Linked DNA regions of Mus musculus: region 1 is linked to region 2. The links are chromatin loops, found by intact Hi-C in ENCODE. Cell type or tissue: left cerebral cortex. All regions are shown on one strand. Each heading gives the region's core, and the rest is flanking DNA. Links, peaks and the distances in the headings are about the cores only.

The links. A loop is a pair of places that touch in the nucleus more often than their neighbours do. Peaks named below come from ENCODE experiments on the same cell type or tissue, not always from the same donor. Only the 100,000 strongest peaks of a DNase experiment are listed, where the experiment ranks them.
Region 1: a loop joins it to region 2, with 3 times the contacts of the local background. A loop is called at or near these places in 4 of 42 quality-filtered maps.

What each region holds. Positions count from the first base shown.
Region 1 is chr5:113,636,182-113,646,396 of GRCm38, forward strand. The region is part of intron 1 of Cmklr1 (chemokine-like receptor 1); the gene reads right to left. Gm15736 (a long non-coding RNA gene) reads left to right here and starts at 7,990. Exons shown (of 3, transcript XR_387582.4): 1 at 7,990-9,115; 2 at 9,416-9,552; 3 at 9,882-10,215. In left cerebral cortex, for the core only: no CTCF peak of the experiment used is centred there; DNase peaks (open chromatin) are centred at 1,640, 4,529, 5,078, 7,132 and 2 more places; H3K4me3 peaks cover 277 bases; H3K27ac peaks cover 5 bases.
Region 2 is chr5:113,586,635-113,596,849 of GRCm38, forward strand. Wscd2 (WSC domain containing 2) reads left to right here. Exons shown (of 9, transcript NM_177292.3): 9 at 1,159-3,091. The coding sequence ends at 1,511. Among named protein-coding and RNA genes, the nearest start is that of Gm42002, 11 kb to the right of the region's middle. In left cerebral cortex, for the core only: CTCF peaks have their summits at 4,160 (motif pointing left) and 5,690 (motif pointing left); DNase peaks (open chromatin) are centred at 2,459, 3,405, 3,796, 4,786 and 7 more places; H3K27ac peaks cover 6,287 bases.

The sequences.
Region 1 (10,215 bases), core at 930-8,929, 50 kb after region 2:
CCTGAAAGCTTCGGTCTCCCAATTGCCTTGGGAGAGAGACAGCAGACCTGTGCTGAAACACCAGCTTGGCCCACAGGAAGCTGCCAGATGCCCACCCCAGCTGGCCAGAAGATGCGGAACTCAGCAGATTCCTACATGAGCCCCACAGGACTCTTCCCCGGTGACAGGGAAAAGAAAGTGGAGGTGGTTCAAAGTCCCAGACTTGTCCAGGAAGATGACGGAGGCCCAGAAGTTTCCTGCACATGCTCAAAACAGAACGTTTGCTATTGATGTCTCCTGGGAGGCCCTCTACTCCTGACTCAAGTTTGATCTATTTTTAGTTATTACGTTTCTGACTAGGTGATACAACTCTATTTAGAGATGTTCACACTATGTCGAACTATAAAGAGAAGCCCTACTACCCCTCCCACACCACCGTCCATATCCCAGGGCATCCTGCTCCTTCTACTAGTTTTTTGGGTGTCTTTTTATAGCCTCTGGGTAGTTACAAAGGATTTTCCTGATTTCCCTCCCACTTTGCATTGAAGAAAATATACACATGCCCTCCTTACCCAGTAGTAGATTTGGGAGATGGTAAGACATAGCTCACCCTTCCAGATAGCTGCATAGTATTTCAGTGTTAGGCTTACCAGCTTTTCAATAACCAGTTCCCCAGGGCATGTGCTCTTGCTACCAATTCCTTACTGTTAGGATGTTATCAGGCGGGGCACTTGGTCTCTGCCTAGTTTCTTAATGTAACACTGTTGTAAGCAATCTTGTTATATGTGCTACAATGTTACAACTGAATCCTTAGCCTTCCACTCCGGCTTACCAGAGTTTGTTGTTTTAAGTTTCCCTTTGTGTTATCCTTTGTAACTTTTGGTTTGTTTTGTTGGAATGTGGTGGCTGAGATGAGCACTCAGGGCTTTCCTTGTGCCTGCTAGGTAAATGTTCTGCCCCTGAAGGGCTTCTATAATGGGGAAACACTGCCCGCCCATTTTCACAGAGCCAGGCTGTTTTAAGCGGTGAAGAACGTCCTCTGAACGTCCTCTGATGCCACACGGTCCTCACTCAGCCCAGCTACACACCTGCAGCACAGTCACGGAAATACCTGCTCTGGCTCTGGTTGTGAGAGCTAGTCCTTCGGTTTCCACCTCTACCTGCTGCATCTGGGGCTGCTGCAGGGAGCAGGGAAACAGGAGCTCTGCGGGGCACCGGTTGGCTGGCTCTCTAGGCAACCCTATGGGTGTATCCGGATGGTGGGGTTCAGAGAGTAGCCAGGGAGCTAGAGAGGCAGGCTCTTCGCAGAGCACATCCCCAGTGTCATCCCTGAGACTGAGGCTGGAGCCTGTGTGTGCAAGGAGTGGGGGTGGTCTGGAGGTGACCTGGCATGCTGAGGACCCCTGGCAGTCGCCATCTTGAAATTGCATTTCTATTTTTTATTGGGGTCTAAAATAAAATAACAAAAACCCCGGGTGTGGGGTAGTGGGAGGAAGAAGCCACCTCCCAAACCCTTCAAGAAGAGTCCGGAAGAATCTTCCAGCCTGGCCCAGGAGCAGTCCCTGGCAGGCCGGAGTGCCAGCCTGCCCCTGGGCAGGAGGCCTGTTCTTTGGAACACTCATGGCTCTTCCATCACTCCCTCCCTGAGTGGCTGACAGAGGAACCTTTGTCCCCCCTCTCTGGTTCTTTGCCCTTCTGCCAAGAGTCTTGGCTGTGGCTTCTCTGCTGGTTCAGGTTTCTAAGGCCTCTGGGGTCAGTAGCCAGGAATGAAAACCCTTGAAACCCTGGACCCTACTGCCAGACCCTGAAGCTCCTCCCCATCGCTCCCTAGCCCTCCTCAGGCTCCTCCCCACCCCTCCTCAGACTCCCCTCACTCCTTATTTGACCTCAGCGGCCCAACAAGCAGTTACTCCTTGGTAACCTCCTCAGGAGAGAAAACTGAAGTTCAGGACGGTTAGGCAAACTTGCTCAACAACACATAACTAAAAGATGGAGAAGTCAGGAACAGAGCCCCAAAGCGGTATTCGTGCCGTCGAGATAACAGCCGGTCTCGGCTCTGGAGCCCAGCCTCCGGGCTAAAGGCCAGTTCTGCTATGCAGCCCCTAGGAGAACTGGATGCTTGGATTCTGTGTCAGTGTCCCCAAGTGATGTAGTGATAGTTAGTGCATACATCACAGGGCGGGTATCAGAATGGGAGAAAAGGAAGACAAACCCTAGAGCAACTGTGCACATGGCAGAGAACCCAGTGCGCAGCCCGTGGTGGAACCCAGTCCATGGCCCAGGGTGGCGCCCTGCAAATCCATGAGCACCCGCGTTGTCGTACCGTGTGGTCTGCACACCTGAACGCGTGCTTAAGCAGGACACCAAGTTTCTTCTTCTGTCACCTTTCACCTCATCTCCTAGTGACAAAGGGCCCCCGCTGAATCAGAATCTCACTGGTTTGGACAGTCTGGCCAGCCAGCACACTCTCAGGACCCACCTGCCTCCGGACCCCAGTGATAGCGTCACCGGCGCGCACGTCCATGGCCAGCTTCTTAAATGGGTGTTGGGTATTCAGATTCCCCTGTTTCCAGAGGAACTGTCCCTACCCACTGAGCCATCTCCCAGCCCCGACACTGCTACTGTTGAATAGGGTTATCAACCACACCGCTCTAAGCCTTGGCTGAGAGTGACCCCCAAGAGTCTCCTCTCCTGTCCCTCAGCAGGCCTCCAAATGGAGTTATCAGCAACAGAAAATACCCTAGGATGCTCTCCTCTTTCACACACAGAGCTGGGAGAGCGAGATGCTGGCCTGGAACACAAGTTTAGGGGAGAAGGGTATCCCCAAACTCTCTAACCAAACATAACGATTTCCCAGACAGCTTTACATTTTGGAGGGAAAAAAATTCACAATGCAAAAAGTACCCACTTTTAAAGTATCCTGGCCACAAGCCTGAGTGAGAGACACACCCTCAACACATCAAGACCACCCAAACCGCCATCTCAGTCTTTACCTCTGGGGTCATCCAAGATGGGTATCTGAGCCACAGTCCTCAGTAGAACTTCCAAGAATGTCCTCCGACTCGCTTATATCCCCTATCAGGCTCCCCCTAGGCTCTACAAGGAAGGATTTGTCACACTGTCCAGGAAACTGATCTCAGCTGCCCTGCCACACGTGTGAGATGACAGATGGGAGTGGTAACACCTTTGTGACCCTGTGGTTAAGGCTTCAAACTCTAACACAGGGCAAAATTGACTGTGTGTCTTGGGCAAGTTATTTAACCTCTTTGCCCCTACTACCTGTGGGGAGGGGGGTAAAGGCACGAGGAAGACACCAATTATCTTCTGGGGACTCCCTATGACCACAAGGCAACTCTCCAAGTTTCTCATGAGCCACGTGATGGTGATGTGAGGCCATCTCAGCCTCCACCTCTCCCGGAGGCTTACGGAGGCTTGAAGTTATTTTCCATTCCTTTTTGTTTGTTTTTTGGAGGTAGAGTCTAACCTGAGTGACCTCAAGTGAACTCCTCACCCTCCTGTCTCAGCCTCCTGAGGACTGGGGTGACATGCATGTACCATCATGCCCAGCCCAAGAGCCGTGTCAATGTTTGAAACACAAAGACTTACGCCAAGGGACACAGGATTCGCAAAGTGTTCGATGCAGGCCTGCACACACACGTCCTCAAAAATAACGTTATGTGCTTTCAAAATAAAACACCACATGCCCTCACAATAATTATGGTTAAGTTTGCTCTTCCTGAGAGAGATGGGGGAAGGAGGGGCTTGAGTGACTCTCCAGATCTTGCCCCCAACTGTCCCTCTGTTGTTAGGTTTGCTCCTTCACTCAGCCCGAGGGTCTATTGAGCACTAGGATGTGGGGGTTGCCAGGTGGAGCTACTGAGTGTGTGAATTTAGGCAGCCCAGACACTCCCTCCCACAACCTGGTAGCAGGGTCTCACCACAGAGTAGTCAGCTCCAGAGAGGAGGAGCCACCCAGACCCCTTCCTCTGCGGTCCGACATGAGCCATGGTTTTCCCAGGAGCGGGGGTGGGGGTGGGGAGGGGTGGAAGAAGAGGAAGGGAGGCAGAGAAAGAGCAAGAGTGGGTAGGCGATGGGGGGAGGGGGGGCATTAAGACAAAGGCAAGCACTCCACACTCTGCATCCTTCTCCGAAGAAGCAACCCAGAACCCTAGCCTTAAGGAGCCCAAGATCTGCAGGGGGCTTCAGTGCTTTCACACAGCATCCCAAAGAGAACAAGCAGGGTGCTCCCTTCCCCAGGGTTGGCCAGCCATACTGGAGGCTCCAGAGCATCTAGGGGACCGGCCACCTTCTGCCTAACCGGCCCCTTCCTATCACCTAAGGCCACAGAGCACTGTCCCAGCCTGCAAGTGTCTCTCTCTTTTTTTTTTAAAGGTGGTTCAGTTTGCCCACCACATCCTGTCTAACTGAATCCATGCCTGTGGCTAAGGACCAGGCAGTTACCAGGATACAAACAGCAGGGCCAAGTCAACGCTGAAACTAAGCCCTTCTGAGGTAGGCCAGCACTCAGGGATGCACCCTGCATCCCTGCTGACACGATTAGTCGGATTCCCACTGGCCCAGATCCAACCTCTTTGAATGGGCTTAGGAAATAAAGATAAATAAATAACTAGTTGATTTTTAAATAAAGTCTATGTATTTATTTTATGCCTGTGTGTCTAAGAGAATGGCTGATCTCTGGAACTGGAGTTACAGACAGCTGTGAGCTGCTGTGTGGGTGCTAGAAATTGAGCCCAGGTCCTCCGCAAGAGCAGCCAGTGCTCTTTAACTGCCGAGCCATTTCTCCAGCCCAATTAATTTTTTAAAAGATCCCCCCCCCCAAAAAATCCTTCAAAACCATTGTTACAACTCATTTCTCAGATGGGGAAACTGAAGCTGTCTCACTAAGAGGCTGCCTGACTACACTCCCCAGTGAGGGCTAAGCGCCTCATCTGTCTTCTCCCACACCCCAGGATGGCTGGAGCTCTTTTCTCCTCATGCCAGCCCCACTGAGAACCTCCCCCGCCCCCGCCCCCAGTGCCCACTGTCACGCCTGCTAAGGCAGGCAGGATGCTGCTGAAGAACCACTGTGGTCCCCAGGCTCTGTCTGAGAGGCTGGCCGTGGGTGTCAGTGTAGACACCGAACAGACTCTGTGTCTGACTAATCAAGACCCTGTGAGTTAAGAGGGAGGGAGAGAGGGAGGGAGAGAGGAAAAGCACCCACCCCACCCAGGCCTCAGTTTCTCTGGCTGTAGAATAGGACCATGTCCTCCCTCCCAGGCTTCCCATCCACCAGTGTCAGAAAACAACACTGTCAGGATGGCCCCAAGGTGTGACCTTGTGGGGAGGCAGTGGGATTGGGGAAGGATCTGGACCGGGAGGCTGCTGTCCCTTCAGATAGGATGGAAAAGAGAGTCCCTTTTCTTCATGACCCAGATCCCAGACTGAAACCACCCACATCCCCTCAGGAACCTCCTGTGGTTTGGTTTCCTTCCCGTCGACAGGATCCTGTGGTGCCTGCTGGGTCTGTGTATATGTGGAGTGTATATGTGGTGTGTATACGTGGCATGTTTATTGCATGTATCATGTGTGATGGAGCCTGCCTCTGCAGGAAGGAATCAGCACACATGCCAGAGGAAGATCAGGGTTCAAATCCTGAAACCCCTCTCTAATGTGCTCCTGGGACCTCCTGACAACCCAGTTTAATGGCCAAACAACCCAGGACATAAAGCCCCAGACTTTGAATTACAAACTCAGTCAGTTGTGGTTGTCTGAAATCTTCTACTTTCGAAACTTCACACTTGAGTGCTGAGTCTGGAGAGGGCAGATATACCACACGCTGATAAAATGGAGCATGTCCGGCCACCCAGGAAACTGGGTGGGGCCTTTGGGGTCCTGCAGAGCCCTGCAGACTCTCCCTGTGCCACAGACCCCATAGTCATCTGCCTTTGACCCCTGATCCGTGCTTTCTTCCCTGCTTCGCGGCTCCTATCCCTGCCAACTTTCCTTTGGGCAACTAGAGGCCAGCTCATGCTTTGAACCCAGCTCAAAGGCAGGCTTCTTGTCTGAGGATTTATTTCCAGTCATTCCTATGAAAGCCATCTTCTCTTTGTGCCTATAGCCCTCGGCCACCCAGTGTCTCCAGAAGACAGTGTGTGTGTGTATGTGTGTGTGTGTGTGTGTGTGTGTGTGTGTGTGTGTTTGACAATTTGCCCTTGGTCAAAAAAATAAAAGCACCCACTGGCCTTGCCAACTGGGTGGATAGTGCTTCTACCCCAGGAGTGGTGTGCTTCAAGCATCCCAGGGGGGAAAGCCTGCCTTCTGACCTCTCAGGGCCTAATCTCTGTCTCCTCACTCAGCTGTCTTCCTGCGCAACCAAGAGCTCTCCAGGCAGGACTGACTCCTTCCGAATCCTCTGCCATGAGCATACAGCAAAGCAGGTGTTTAATAGATGCTCAGGCACAGAGGCTACCTCTCAGCTTGCCCACAGCCTCCCTGGCTTATTTTTCCCATCTGATAAATGGGAGTGTGGAGAATCTCGGGTGGTAAAGTGGTCACCCCATTTGGTGTTGTCTCCATTGGTTTTTAGAGTTAAGTCTGTTAGAAAGCCTTAAAGACACCATAATAGCCCCTGACAGTGTGGCAAGTCAATCCTCCAATTAAAAGGCCGACTCTATTTCCCCTCCTTCTGAATCTGGACTGGCCTGACCCAGCGTTAGCCCTCGGAAGGTAGCAGGCGTGATTCTGTGCTGGTGTGAAGAGCCCCTGTGGCCTCGGCCTGTAAGCCCTGCTACTTGGGAGGCTAAGGCAGGAGAATCTCAAGTTCAAGGCCAGCCTGAGCAATTTAATCAGACCTGGCCCTCCACCTCCACCCAATCCCCTGAAATAAAGGGAGAAAAAAAAAAAAACAAGGGCTGAGGCAGAGGTGTGTCTCAGAGTTAGTGATTGCCTTACATGTAAGATGTCCTAGGCTCCAGTCCTGGGGGTTGGGGAGGCAGGACGAGGAGACAGCCAACGTGGCAGGTAGCAGACCCTAGAGCTGCGTGCTTTTGCACTGAGGGACAGAATCTGAGAGTCAGAGAACAAGCCTGATTGGGCAGCTGGTTCCTACCCTAGCTGGCACACGTGGCCTCACTGGCAAACCTACCAGCAATTTTGGCTGCCAGCATGGAGCTGACACTGGGCGTCTCGTGCATGGAAGGTACCTACACCTGCCACAGAGGGACTCTCAGTCTAGAGAATGAGGCTGCCTGGGCCCTCTTGTGAGCGTGCTGAGCCTCTTCAGACCCCCCACCCAGGCTCTACACACTGTAATCCTCACGACAGCCCTGTAGGGCTTTATCACCATCCCCTTCCACAGCAGCGCAGTCACTTGCTGTCAGCAACTCCCTGACACGCTAAATCAAGTACCTGAACCCTCCTCCACGATGCCAGCGCCAGCGTGCAGAGCTGAGACCAGACCGGAAGACTTCTTATGCCTGGCACAGCCTGCAGCTGGTTGGCCACACCCACATCTGTGCTCATTGGTCTATACTGTGTTCCTCAGAGCCAATCACAAGGAAGAGAAATGGTCTGAACCTCTCAACACGTGCATTTGCCCTCACTGTCGCTTGCAATGATGGACAGACCCTCAAAGATGGCCGCATCCTGACTCCCAGAATTGACACAGCGAAAAGTCACTCAATATTTGTGATCAATGAGAAAATTACGGGAACTGCGTGGGGGTGGGGGTGGGGAGGTTGGGAGGATGTAATCCTGAAGCTGTAGTAACTGCTAATTTATCACGAGTGTGTGTGTGTGTGTGTGTGTGTGTGTGTGAGAGAGTGTGTGTGTGTGTGTGTGTGAGAGTGTGTGTGTGTGTGTGTGTGTGTGTGTGTGTGTGTGAGTGTGTGTGTGTGTGAGAAGACCCAGCCCGCTGCGGGAGCCTGCAGGCAGCCAGGACAGCTTTACTGTTTGCTCCCGACTGCGGCTGTGACGTGACTAGGTGCTTGAGTTTCTGCCTTGACTTCTCCTCAGTGATTGACTGTGACGGGAACTGTGAGCTGAACAAACCCTCTCCTCGGCTTTTAGTCAGGCTGTGGTCCACAGCGACAGAAAGGAAACTAGCCCAGTGTGAACTTGTCCCTCTCACACAAGACCCTCGGAGACTCTGCAGACTCTCAGACAAGGTCATACAACAGGGATAGAGCTTTGAACATCTGTCCTTAACCACAACCCTGACACTCACTGGGCAGGGACTACAGGCCAAAGACCACAACATCCTACGCAACTCTGAGAGAGGATAGGACTGAGGAGACTCAGGAGCCAAACCAGAGCTGCGGGACTTGTCCCACGTGGCTCAGCAGGGTCTCCTTGTCTGCTCACAGCCCCTGCCACCCAGGGAACACTGCGTGTGCCCTCCGCTCAGTCTCCCTGACCACACACCTCCTTGCACAAGAACTACTGCATCACCAGCCTGGGCTGAGATCTCAGAACCTGTATCCTGAGAAAGCAGAAGTGACCCTGGGCCCTGCTGAATCAGCAATGGGTACTTCCAACATTTACACAGCACATGGACAGGGGACGCCCAGGCACCCCCACCAGAGCTCAGACATAGGACCCAGGCTGCAGCCAAAGGCTGCTCAGATCTGCCCAAGCAGATAGAAGGAGGCTGGGATGAGGAGGCCAAGGGGCAAGGCTAGAAGCTGACTCCCCGGACAGAGCAGCTGGCTTTGGGATCACTGGCCACTGCCAACTGGCTTCTGTCAAGAACATTTCTTTCATCGGCAGCCCCATGGAAACCCACTGCCTCCACCCCGCAGCACCAAAATCTCCACTCTTTCCAATCTTACTTGAGGCCTTCCCTGCAAAATGCCGAGCTACCAAGAGAAACAAATTGTCTGGTTTCCCACTATTGCCTGGAACCAGAAACATCGAGGGGCCCCAGAGTCCGGAAGTATCACCAAGTGGCTGCCATGAACAGGTCCTTGCCCTGCATCCTGGGGCTGGCTTAGGGCTCCCTCTTAGAGGTAGCACAGAAAGATCCACCTGTGGGAAATGTTCTATCAAGCACCTCTGGAATGTCCCTCTGCAGATCAGCACTCTACTATCATGGAGGTTCCTAGTGGGAAGAATGTTGCTTTGCTCTTGCTGACACAGAGTATGTACTAGAAAGTGCTTGTTGAGCTAATGAACAAGAGTCTGTTTCTTTTCTCTCTTTCTTTCTCTCTCTGTTTTTTTGAAACACTGTTTCTCTGTGTAGCCCTGGCTGTCCTAGAACTTACACTGTAGACCAGCCTGGCCTAGAACTCAGAAATCTGCCTGCCTCTGCCTCCCAAGTGCTAGGATTAAAGGCGTGCGCCACCACTGCCTGGCAAGTCTATATTTCAAGTTGCCCCCTTCTTGAGGGTCTGATGGACAGGACCTGGGCCTGACTCGCTCTGGCTTCTCGATCTTCCAGGGTTTCTTCTCTTCACCCCATGAGTCCAGCCCAGTCACAGCCTCAGCCGAGACACCTCCATCTCTGCGTGACCAGTGCCTGGGACAGTCGTGCTGGACACTTGGAACAATGGTCACTTCCCTATGCTGAGTCCTGAGGTAGTCCAGCCAAAAACATCTCCACCCTAGCCACACTTCCACACACACTGGAACGTATGCACACACATCTGTGAGTGCTCCCACATGCAATGGGACCACTGGACACGAATAAGGTTCGTGAGTTCCAGTTTTTGTGAACTGTGTGACCTTGCACAAGAAAGACACCTTGTGCCTCCCTCTCTGAACTCCATCTTCCCCCACTACAAGGCGGTTGTCCTAACCTGGGGCTTTTTAACACAGGGTGTGGGAGGGGAGTGTGGATGTGAAATGGGTCCACTCTTACATAGTGCAGAGTGACATGGTTAACCCTGTCTCTTTTTTTCTGGAAGGGAACAAGAACAGCTACTGCCTGCATCCCAGAAGGATCTGCATTTAGAAGTTGAGAACCTGGGAGTCGCAGTGAGCATAGTGGTCAGTCAGTCATCACTGTGAGAATGACTAAAGACAAGAAGAGGGCCAAGGGGCTGCCATATTTGTGACAGGGACACTTAGCTATCCGTAAAGGTCCCGTCTTCTGACCCAGACACAGCTGTGGCTGGGCAAGAGCTGCCCATGCCAAAATGCCAAATTCCCGAATCCTTTGCAACACATCACACTACAAAGCCCAGAATTCTTTGGCCCACCGAGCTGTATCTCACACGCCAGATGTACAGGGCTTCCCCA
Region 2 (10,215 bases), core at 655-8,654:
AAGAGGGCATCAGATCTCATTACAGGTGGTTGTGAGCCACCAAGTGGTTGCTGGGATTGGGACCTACAGAAGAGCAGTCAGTGCTCTTACCCGCTGAGCCACCTCGCCAGCCCATGTCTTGTCTGTTAATAGATTCCAAAAGGTTTCTACTAGTAGGGGGGGTGTTAGTTCCAACAGACAGATTTGCAAGAGTGAGCTGTGCAGACAGTCTTTGCTACAGTGTGGGTTCTGTTTTCTTCCACCCTTCTCCCCTCTTTTCTTCCACCCTTTCAACCCCTAACACCAGAAAGAAGAAGAAAAAAAGACAAGAGAGGAAAGGAAAAAGGAATATTATTATGGTTAGACTAGTTCCTACCGATTACGTGTGTCAAATTTCTTAGGGCTCCTAGATCTTTGCCATTAGAATCCAAATTTTTCTTCTTTCTCCTTTTTATTTTTTCTTTCCCCTTTTTATTTTTTCTTTCTCCTTTTTATTTATTTTTATGTATTATTTTTTCTTTCTCTTCTTTTATGTACAACTACTCAACAAACCACAACCAACAACTCTCCCCACTCTAAGCTCAAGCATTTATCTACCCTCTGAAAAGTCCCCGGAATCCCCGGTGTCACACAATTGCAGAAACCATCTGCAGCTGGCAAAATGATCTGCCTGCTAGGGCACAAGGCAAATCATAAGACAGCTGCTGTGGACAGTCTGAAGCGGCCCCTACCCACACCTGGGATTAAAGCAAAAGCAAATTCTTATATTCCTAAAGAAACCAAAATTGTCACTACCTAGGTGTTCCAGAGGTCTAGGCCTAGCCCAAGGTAAGCTAATTAGTCCTTGGATCTGCAACATTCCAACCTCCCCCACAGAACTACAGTCTCTACCCATACAGCTTCTTGGGGTCCAAACCCAGAGCTTCCAGCAATCTTGGCAAGCGAGTGCTCTCTGCTCCCAGCCCTTCCTGTATAACCCAGCATCTCTGTGCCTCCGCAGTTTGGTGGTATCTGTTTTCAGGCTGTGGTTCTGTGTATAGGTAGGGCTGTGCCTGTAGTAAACCAGGCACCAGCCAGGGGTGTGTTACCCAAAAAAGCACACGTGGGTTTCAGGCGTCCGGAAGGTTTGTCATCTGCCCATCTATCTAGTGGCGGGCTGACGCTCTGCTCTCTCCGCAGAGTGGCCCGAGTTCGTGAGGAACTATGCCCCGTGGTGGGCCACGCACACGCTGGACTGGCTCAAGTTTGGCAAGACCGTCCTGGTGGTGCACTTCGAGGACCTGAAGCAGGACTTGTTTACGCAGCTGGGCCGCATGGTCAGCCTGCTGGGCGTGGCGGTCAGGGAGGATCGGCTGCTGTGCGTGGAGAGCCAGAAGGACGGCAACTTCAAGCGCTCGGGGCTGCGCAAGCTGGAGTATGACCCTTACACAGCCGAGATGCGCAGGACCATTGCCGCCTACATCCGAATGGTGGACACGGCACTACGTAGCCGCAACCTCACTGGGGTGCCTGATGCCTATGGCCCAAGATGATGGGCAGCCAGGGAGGGACCCAGCATCCGGTGCCCCTTGGCTTCAAAGAGCTGGCTTCCCTCTGGCACAAAGACAGCCCCAGGCTTCTGCCTGCCTTCAGAAAGGCCCCTCTGAGGCCTCAGGAGGAGGAGATATCTAGACACCTTTCCCTGGAGAGTAGGCTGCCTGGTTTGGAGTATCCCAGACCCTGCTATTGGTGGTGGGAGAAGGGAGAGGCTATCTGGCAGAGGTTGGGAGGGTCTGGCTGTGGCAGCTGATGGACATTTTGCAAGCAATGACCCTCTTCTGACTGTGTGGGCCCCTGCCTCTTCCCCTGAGCAGGCACCAGCTTTCTGATCTCTCTCAGGCCACCTCTGTGTGACAGACAGCTGGCTGGGACCTGTCTCCGTGGCCTTGGGCGTCTCACTTCTGAGGACCATGGAGACTGGTGCTCTGGCATTACAGTGGGAACCGCCCCAGGCTAAAGCACATAAGAGGCCCAAGCCGGGTGTTGCCCCCCCTCCAGGACAGCAACCCTGTCTTGTCTGCTCGTGCTGTCGTGTCTTGGGGATGAGGGTGACGTTGGGGTTCTTGATCCTTCTTCCAAAGTCCCTTAGGTACCAAAAACCAACCCAACAGGTTGGCCATGTGCCACATACGGAAGCCCAGAGGACCCAACATTGCAGGGTGGGACCTGAACTGGCTATCTTACACTGCCTGGATTGATCCCTTAACCAGGGAGTCCTTCCACTACCCCAGGGCAGGGAACAAAAGTGCTCCAACTCAGAGAGAGCCACACCCAAAACTGTCCCCTACCCTCTAAGCCATCAGCCTCCCTTCCCTTGCTTGCAACCCGACAGGGCCAGCCCCAACTGGGGACTCCTCAGAGTCCCCACTAAGAATGGCTTTCCATTCCCATTATGCCGCTGCTCTTTCTCGAAGACGCTTAGACACCAAAGGATTTCTGACTCAAGTCACTGATCACGTTTTAGGAAGCATGCATCCAGGATCCCCGTCTCCCCCACCTTGGATCCCTCTGGCTTCCCCTCCAGCCCTTCACCGTTCCCATTACATAAACGCAAAAGCCATAGTCACAGCCCCTTGCTCTTTTGACCGGAGCAGCCCCTCCCCCACCTCCACCCCCGCAGCCTGGGGGGTGGGGGGGCGGGGCAAATGAACACTCCTTCCCACCTAGCCAAGGAACCCTGGAGAAGATTCGTGAAAAGAGAGATATATTTTTTTAAGAGGAATATGACCAAGACATTCTGCCCCTTGGACACTGGCCACACAAAAAAGGACTGGCTTCCCTTCCCAACGCCCTCATCTGGAGGGTTTGGACCACCCCAGGGCTCAGCCAAGGGGGCTCTGAATGTATTTTGTATGGTGTTTCCCCCGCCCCAGACTAATTTCTAGTTTTCTTTTCACTGGGCAGTAGAGGGCCTAGCCTCCCCTCCTGCTTGGAGGTCTAAGCTCTCTGAGAGACTCTGGGTCCAAAACATGGGCCAGTTCTTTGCAAGTGGCCTCCTCTGGTCACGAACTTTCTGTTCGAAGATTCCTCAGGTCAACACTATCATTAAAAGAGAGTTTTGTTGCTAACTGGCTGCCCAGTTGTGTATGGCATGTTCACACATGGAGTGTTTCCTCGGGGGGCGGGGGGGAGTGTGTGTGTATGTGTGAATGAGAGAGGAGAGGGAAGGCCTAAGGTGTGAACTTCTCTGGGTTTATCATGCACAGATGTGGAGCAGAGTGTCTGTGGGAGAGAGATGCCCAGGGACCCCGCAGTTCCCCATCTCCATCAACAAACCTCCTCCTGGCTTCTGTCACCAACTAGACTGGGCCTTCTGTGGAGAAGGCTGTGACCAGAGACTTCCCCAGTCAGTGGAAGGAGGAGCTTTTAATGTTGTCTTGTGGGCAGTGAGGGAGTGGGGCTGCTGAGATGGGTGGAGAGAAAGCAGAGAGGGGCTTCTCCCCACCCAGAGTCCTGGGCCACCAATGCTGGAAGAGCAGGAAGAAAGACTTCAGTGACAGTCCCTGGGGGGAGGGAAAGCTGTTCACTGAGGCCATGCTGGGTGACTGAGCTCATCTGGGCCGGGGCCAACTAAGGTGTCAGTGTTAAACCAAGTCTGACCTGTCAGAGCCACCCCCCCCCCTCCATCCTAGACCGTTGAACTTGGGCTGACCAATCTTAGATCCTTGCTTTGAACCTAAGACCCATCTATGTCTCTGAGGCTACCTTCACCCACCTGTTCCCACTGAAGGAAGCCATGTGACATCAAGCTGGCCTAGATTCTTGTCTCAGGACCATAAGGCATCTGCCTCCCACTCCTTTCTAATGTCACAAGTCCATAGCCAGGGGTGAGGCTGGGCTGTAAGCGCCTGTCACGACAACCGATGCCTGCCCTTCCTGTGGCCATCTGGAATCAAGTCTTTATATTTCAGACTTGGGAGGAATGAAAGTAGCTTTTTTTTTTTTTTAACTCACACATACTTCCTGAGCATGAATTACCACCAGTCCACCACAGGCCCTGTGTGCCCTGTTTCAGAGACTTAAAAAAAGGACTTAAGAACTCTCCATCTCAGGCTGGAGAGATGGCTTAACGGTTAAAAGCACTGACTGCTCTTCCGAAGGTCCTGAGTTCAAATTCCAGCAACCCACATGGTGGCTCACAACCATCTGTAATGGGATCTGATGCCCTCTTCTGGTGTGTCTGAAGACAGCTACAGTGTACTTACATATAATAATAAATAAATCTTTGGGCCGGAGCAAGCAGGGCTGGAGTGAGCAGAGGTTCTGAATTCAATTCCCAGCAAGCACATGATGGCTCACAACACAGCTACAGTGTACTCAACATACATGAAATAAATAAATAAACCTTTACAAAGAAAAAAAAGGAAAGGAAAGGAAGCAGCATGAGAGAATCCTGACTGCTAAAATTATTAAAAAGAAGAACTCTACATCTCTGCGGGGTTCACAGAAAGCATTTGGGGGAGGGGAGCGAGGCCCCTGGTGGCCCCTATGAATGGCAGAGACTGCTGAGCCCCAACATGGACATTGATTCCAGGGCTAAGACTCTCACTGGGGAAAGCAGTGTGGACAGGAGCAGGGAACTGGGGGTCATCCAGGCTGGATCCTGCTGTCTTCCCACAGTGACTCCCAGACTCAAGTAGAATACAGCTGATTATGGGAATCAATTCCAGGTTTGTTTCCCTAGGCGCCCTGGAGGCGGCTGCATCCAGTGTGGGAGGGGAGAGGAGAGGCAGGGGGGATGCAGGCAGCTCCTCCTAGGACTAGTCTCCTTGCCACTCTGTTTTCTTTCTCCTCATCCCTCCTCCTTTTTGCCTTAAAGCCCCGATTTCCCTCTTTGAGGTCTGACTTCCTCCAGCTGTCTTATTGTCCCTTTCCATTCTGCCTGCCCCTGACTGTCCCCTCTGTCTTTCTCCATCATCCTCACAGTCCTCCTCTCCATCCTCCTCACTGTCCTCCTCACTGTCCTCGACATCCTCCTCACCATCCTCCTCCTCCTCAGTTCTCCTCTCCATCCTCCTCAACATCCTCCTCGCCATCCTCACCGTCCTCCTCGCCATCCTCCTCATTGTCCTCCTCACTGCCCTCCCATTCTCAGTCTCCCCACTAATGCTGCACGTGTCTCCCCCACCTCTACCCCTTGATCTTAGAGCTCTCTACTTCTCTCCTCTTCCCTTCCTCCCTCTCTCCCACCCTCATCTCCTCATCCTGCAGAGTGGGGGGTGGCTCTGTGGGATCCAGGCCTAGTGAGACAAATGTACCCAGCCTGGTAACCAAGGAAGTGGTTTCCTTAGCAACAGAATCTGCAGAACCAGGGCTGCGCTGTCCTGTCCTCAGCTCTGCTGTTATGGTAATAGGCTTGAGGGAGGGAGGAAGTGAGAGAGGGAAAGAAAGGAAATGAATATCAGACAGCACCTGACTCAGTAGTCTGACGGCTGGAGGAGAGAATGCCTCTTACTCAGTATGACGCTGCTGGGGTCCCTCCTCATGGGGGGAGGGAACAACACGCCAGCATCAGCTCACTGTCGAAATATTCAAAATTTGCAGCACAGAAGCAGGAGAGATGGCCCAGTGGTTTAGAGCACCGGCTGCTCTTCCAGAGGTCCTGAGTTCAATTCCCAGCAACCACATGGTGGCTCACAACCATCTGTCATCGGATCTGATGCCCTCTTCTGGTGTGTCTGAAGACAGCTACAGTGTACTCATATACATAAAATAAATAGATATTCTTCTTCTTTAATTTTTTAGTCGAGGCACAGAGGGAGTGAGGACAGAGAGAGGCCAAGCAGAGGGTGCTGGGGTAAGCACGCAGAGGACCAGACCCCACGCTGAAGTAGAGACAAGACAAAAAAGGCCAGCAGGGCCTGGAGCTCCCGGCTTCAGCAGTTCCCACCCCAGGGAATCCTGTGACTAAGATCCCAGCGAGATTTCCCTACTGAGAACACAGTGTCAAGAGAGCCCTATCCCCTTGGAGTTCTGCTTGGCAGAGATGGAGGAAGAAGGGCATAGAGAAAGCTACAGACATCTCTAATTCCATTCTCTGTTCTGAACTGCCGAGGAGAGACGTGGAGGTGGGACCCACCCAGGACATGGTGGGAGGCCTGAGAGGCTTAAAGATGTTAACTAACTCACACTGGGACACAGACACTGGTGACAGTGCCCGGGGTTGAAACCAGAAACCATCAGAGCCCGTTTGGAAGGTAGAAGAAGCAGAGGGTGTACTGGGAGAGAAGGGGAGGAAAGGAGACAGACAGACAGACAGCCTTAAATCATTGCCCTGGCATTGTTTTATACCCTGACTGCATGAGAGTAAATGACTGTCTCCAAGGGGGAAAAAAAAATCTGTCCAGGTACATTCATTCCCTCCCAGAGACACAGATGGGATGTAAGAGGTATGGGGATTTAGGGGCAGAGAGCTGTTCATGGTGACACGGAAACATGTCCCACCTCTTTCCAGAAAGCACTGATTGACACAGGGCGGTGAGGTGCCCTCGGCGACATGTCTGTTCATTTGTCTACAGTTCACTATCCCCTTTAGATTTACAGCCTGCAGTCTGCCAATGTTCAGGAGAGAGACGTCTGGAAAGGAGGGCACACCTCAGAACACGAAGGAGAAGGGATGGGGTGTTTCTGCACCACCCCATCTTGCCTCTCTGCACAATAGTGGCTAAATTCCAGCAGCCCCCCCCCCCCCCCCCCGCAGGCAGCCCTGTTGCTGATTGGAAAGTGCAGGCCTTGAGGGAGGCAGCTCCTTGATGCAAATGAGTTTGTGGTGCTCCCTGCATTAGCTCCCAGACTACCAGAATGGCATAGCAGAGTGCTCACTGGTGACCTTCATGAGTACCAAAGGAAAGGGCTCAGGGAGGAGACTTGGTGAGACCTGGGGTGGGCACTCAGCCCCTTTGTATGGCTGCCACGCTTCCTGAACTCGACACGATTGCTGACCTAAGATATTCTGAAGCCAGTTTTCCAAAAGATTGGGCCCAAGGTCCCAAAGCCTCCTGGTGGAAGGACCACAGTGTGTGTGTGTGTGTGTGTGTGTGTGTGTGTGTGTGTGTGTGTGTGTGTGTGTGTATACATGTGTGCGTAGGCAGGTGATCCTGTGAGCTTGCCAGTATCATGCAGGAAATAACACATTGATGTTCAGACCACTGACACACTGTCCCGAGGGCACTGACAGCTATGGCCACCACCCAGGCCTTTAACCGTCTCTCTCAAACTCACATGGCATCCAGCACATAGTAGGTGCCATGATTCTCTGTAGTAGTCATGTCCCAATAAAAGTCCTAAGAGGCACCACAGTCAGTGGCCAGAGTAGGCCTGAGTTAGCCCTTGGCAGCATGAGATCTGTGACCCAGGAACAGAGATATCTTGCTCTCACCCCCATCTGAGCTCCTGTGGTAGTGTGAATAGGCTTGGCCCAGGGAGTGGCACTCTTAGGAGTTTGTGGCCCTGTTGGAGTGGGTGTGGCCCTGTTGGAGTGGGTGTGTCACTGTGGGCATGGGCTTTAAGACCCTCCTCCTAGTTGCCTGGAAGTGATTCTTCTCCTAGCAACCCTCAGATGAAGATGTAAAACTCTCAGCTCCTCCTGCACCATGCCTGCCTGGATGCTGCCATGCTCCCACCTTGATGATAATGGACTGAACCTCTGAACCTGTAAGCCAGCCCCAATTAAATGTTGTCCTTCTAAGAGTTGCCTTGGTCATGATGTTTGTTCACAGCAGTAAAACTCTAAGACAGTTATGATGTCTCTTCACAGCAATAGAGCAGTGACTAAGACATCTCGTTTAAGAACTTTCTTATGTAATCGCACACTGGATGGTAGGCGTGGGGCAGATGTGACATCGGGATGAATAAGGGAGGTGTGGGTCTGACAAGACTCTTGGGAGGATGCTGAACACAATCGTCCACCAAGGAGGAGAACAAGAGATGAGGAAGGACACACAGAGCTCACGCCTGGGCTTCCTCTAGGTTTAGATTGTGAAACAGCCACTCAAAGCAGTGCTTTCCAGATTCACACAATGGAACCCCAACTTCCCACATGGAGGTGTTTAGTAACATCTGGAGGCGTTGTTGGGTTTTTTCCACAGCTGGGGGGCTGTTGCTGGCTTTTTAATGGGTAGAGTCAAGGTTCCTAACCTCCCCTCCCCCCCCACACACAAAGCATACACAACACATGGCTGAAGTGACCAGGAGACAAGTCACTGAGTGTAGTGGGCTCAGGGGTGGCCACGCAGATGTCTTCTAGCTCTTAAGCTGCAAGGATAACTTACAGGTTCCCATGACAACTGCCAGGCAAAGAAAGACCTTATATTCTGTGTAGCTCACTCAAAGCTCACCACTGGCTTTCTGCAGGTTTTTCCTCTGCTGGAACTACCCGCACCCCCCCCCCCCCCACATACACACACAGCCCATGAAGAAGAATGTGCTGAAGAGGAAGGTGTGGGCTGAGACCTTTTCCTGATGATAAATGAGGGCAGTGGACTAACTCTGGGTGGGGCATTAAAAAAAAAAAAAAAAAAGGGACAAAGACCAAAAAACTGCAAACACCAAACTAGTATATGTGGGAGAGACTAGGAAGGGATGTGTTAAGCCAAAGACAGTTGGGAAACAGGCTGTCTATGTGTAGTTTTCCAATATACTGAGGCTCAGTGGTTAGGGCACCCCATTCCATCCCTGGTACCACATAATCTAGTGTGTGGTGGTGTATACCTGTAATCCCAGCCTTCAGGAGGTGGAGGCAGGAGGATTAGCAGTTAAGGCCATCCTGGACTGTTGTGACTTCAAGGCTAGCCTGAGCTACAGGAGACCCCGTCTCAACAAACCAAAAATGAATAAATCAACTTGACTCTCCCTGTGGAAAAAACAGTGGGATTCTGTCTTCAGTGTTGACGGTGACCTTTATTACAGAGCTCCCCACCCTGGGGTGCACCCAGGAACTGTTTAAGCAAGCAGAGGGAGGGGAGGTGCCTCTAATATCTAGTGGGTTGAGGCCAAGGCAGTATACCTAGGGGTGCCCCATGACAGACGATGGTCTCACCCAAAGGGCACCGGTGTCAAAATACTGACAGAGCCTGGGGTGACCTGGGAAGGGGAGCAGCTCAGAGCTCGGTCAGAAAAACGGTCAGAACACATCTAGCAGGAATTTTAGTCATTTTAATTGACCTGGGCTAGCAGCTGTACCTCTGAATCTCGGTGTCAACACAGAATTTAAGACTTGGATTTGATGCCTTAGCGAGTACTGCGTAGGACCAGGGTGGGGTGGAGGAGCAGGTGTTACCTGAGCTATCAAACGCCCATGTTTACCACCGGCTACCTGGAGGGTTAGAAGATGTGCTGGCGCCGAGCAAGCTCCCTTTGCCCAATGCACCCTTCCAACACTGGCTCCCCAGCCCCGACTTGGTTACTTTTTTCTGTTGCTACGATAGAACCCCAAGCCCAGGAGAGCACAGGTGAGTTTATTTGGGCTTAAGTTTCCAGAGGGGGGATAGTCCATTGCTGTAGGGAATCATGGCAGCCGGAGGCAGGAAGCTAAGAGCTCACATCCTCACCCACAGCCGTGCAACCGGGAGAGTGCACTGGAAACGACATAAGGCACAGTCTTAGTCTTAGTTATGTGTTCGAAACGCTGTGACCAAAAGCAACCAGGGAAGGAAAGGGTTAATTCAGCTTACACTTCTGTATCCCTGCTCTTCGCAGCTACAGGAACCCAAGCAGGACAGGAACCTGGAAGCAGGAACTGACGCAGAGGCGGCGGAGGGGTGCCGCTTACTGGCCTGCAACCCATGGCTTACCCAGCTTGCTTTCTCAGAGAACCTAGGACCACCTGGCCACGGATGGCTCCACCCACAATGGGCTGGCCCCACCCACAATGGGTGGGACTCTCCCCATCAATCTCTAATTGGGTAAAGGCCTGACGGCTGTTTCTTATGGAAACATTTTCTCAATTAAGATTCTGTGCTCCTATCTTGTCTATATTTGTGTCAAGTTGACAAAAAAAAAAAGCACACCCCTCCCGACCCCTGCCCGCGTGACCACCTCCTCCAGCAAGATTGCACCACTTAAGACTCCCCAAAGAGCACCACAAACTGGGGAACCTAGGCCGCAAAGGCCTGAGATTAAGGAGAACGTTTCTCATCTAGGCCACATCTGCTGCCCTGTGAGAACTCAGCCTGCATCTTTCCAGATGTCCACCCATCA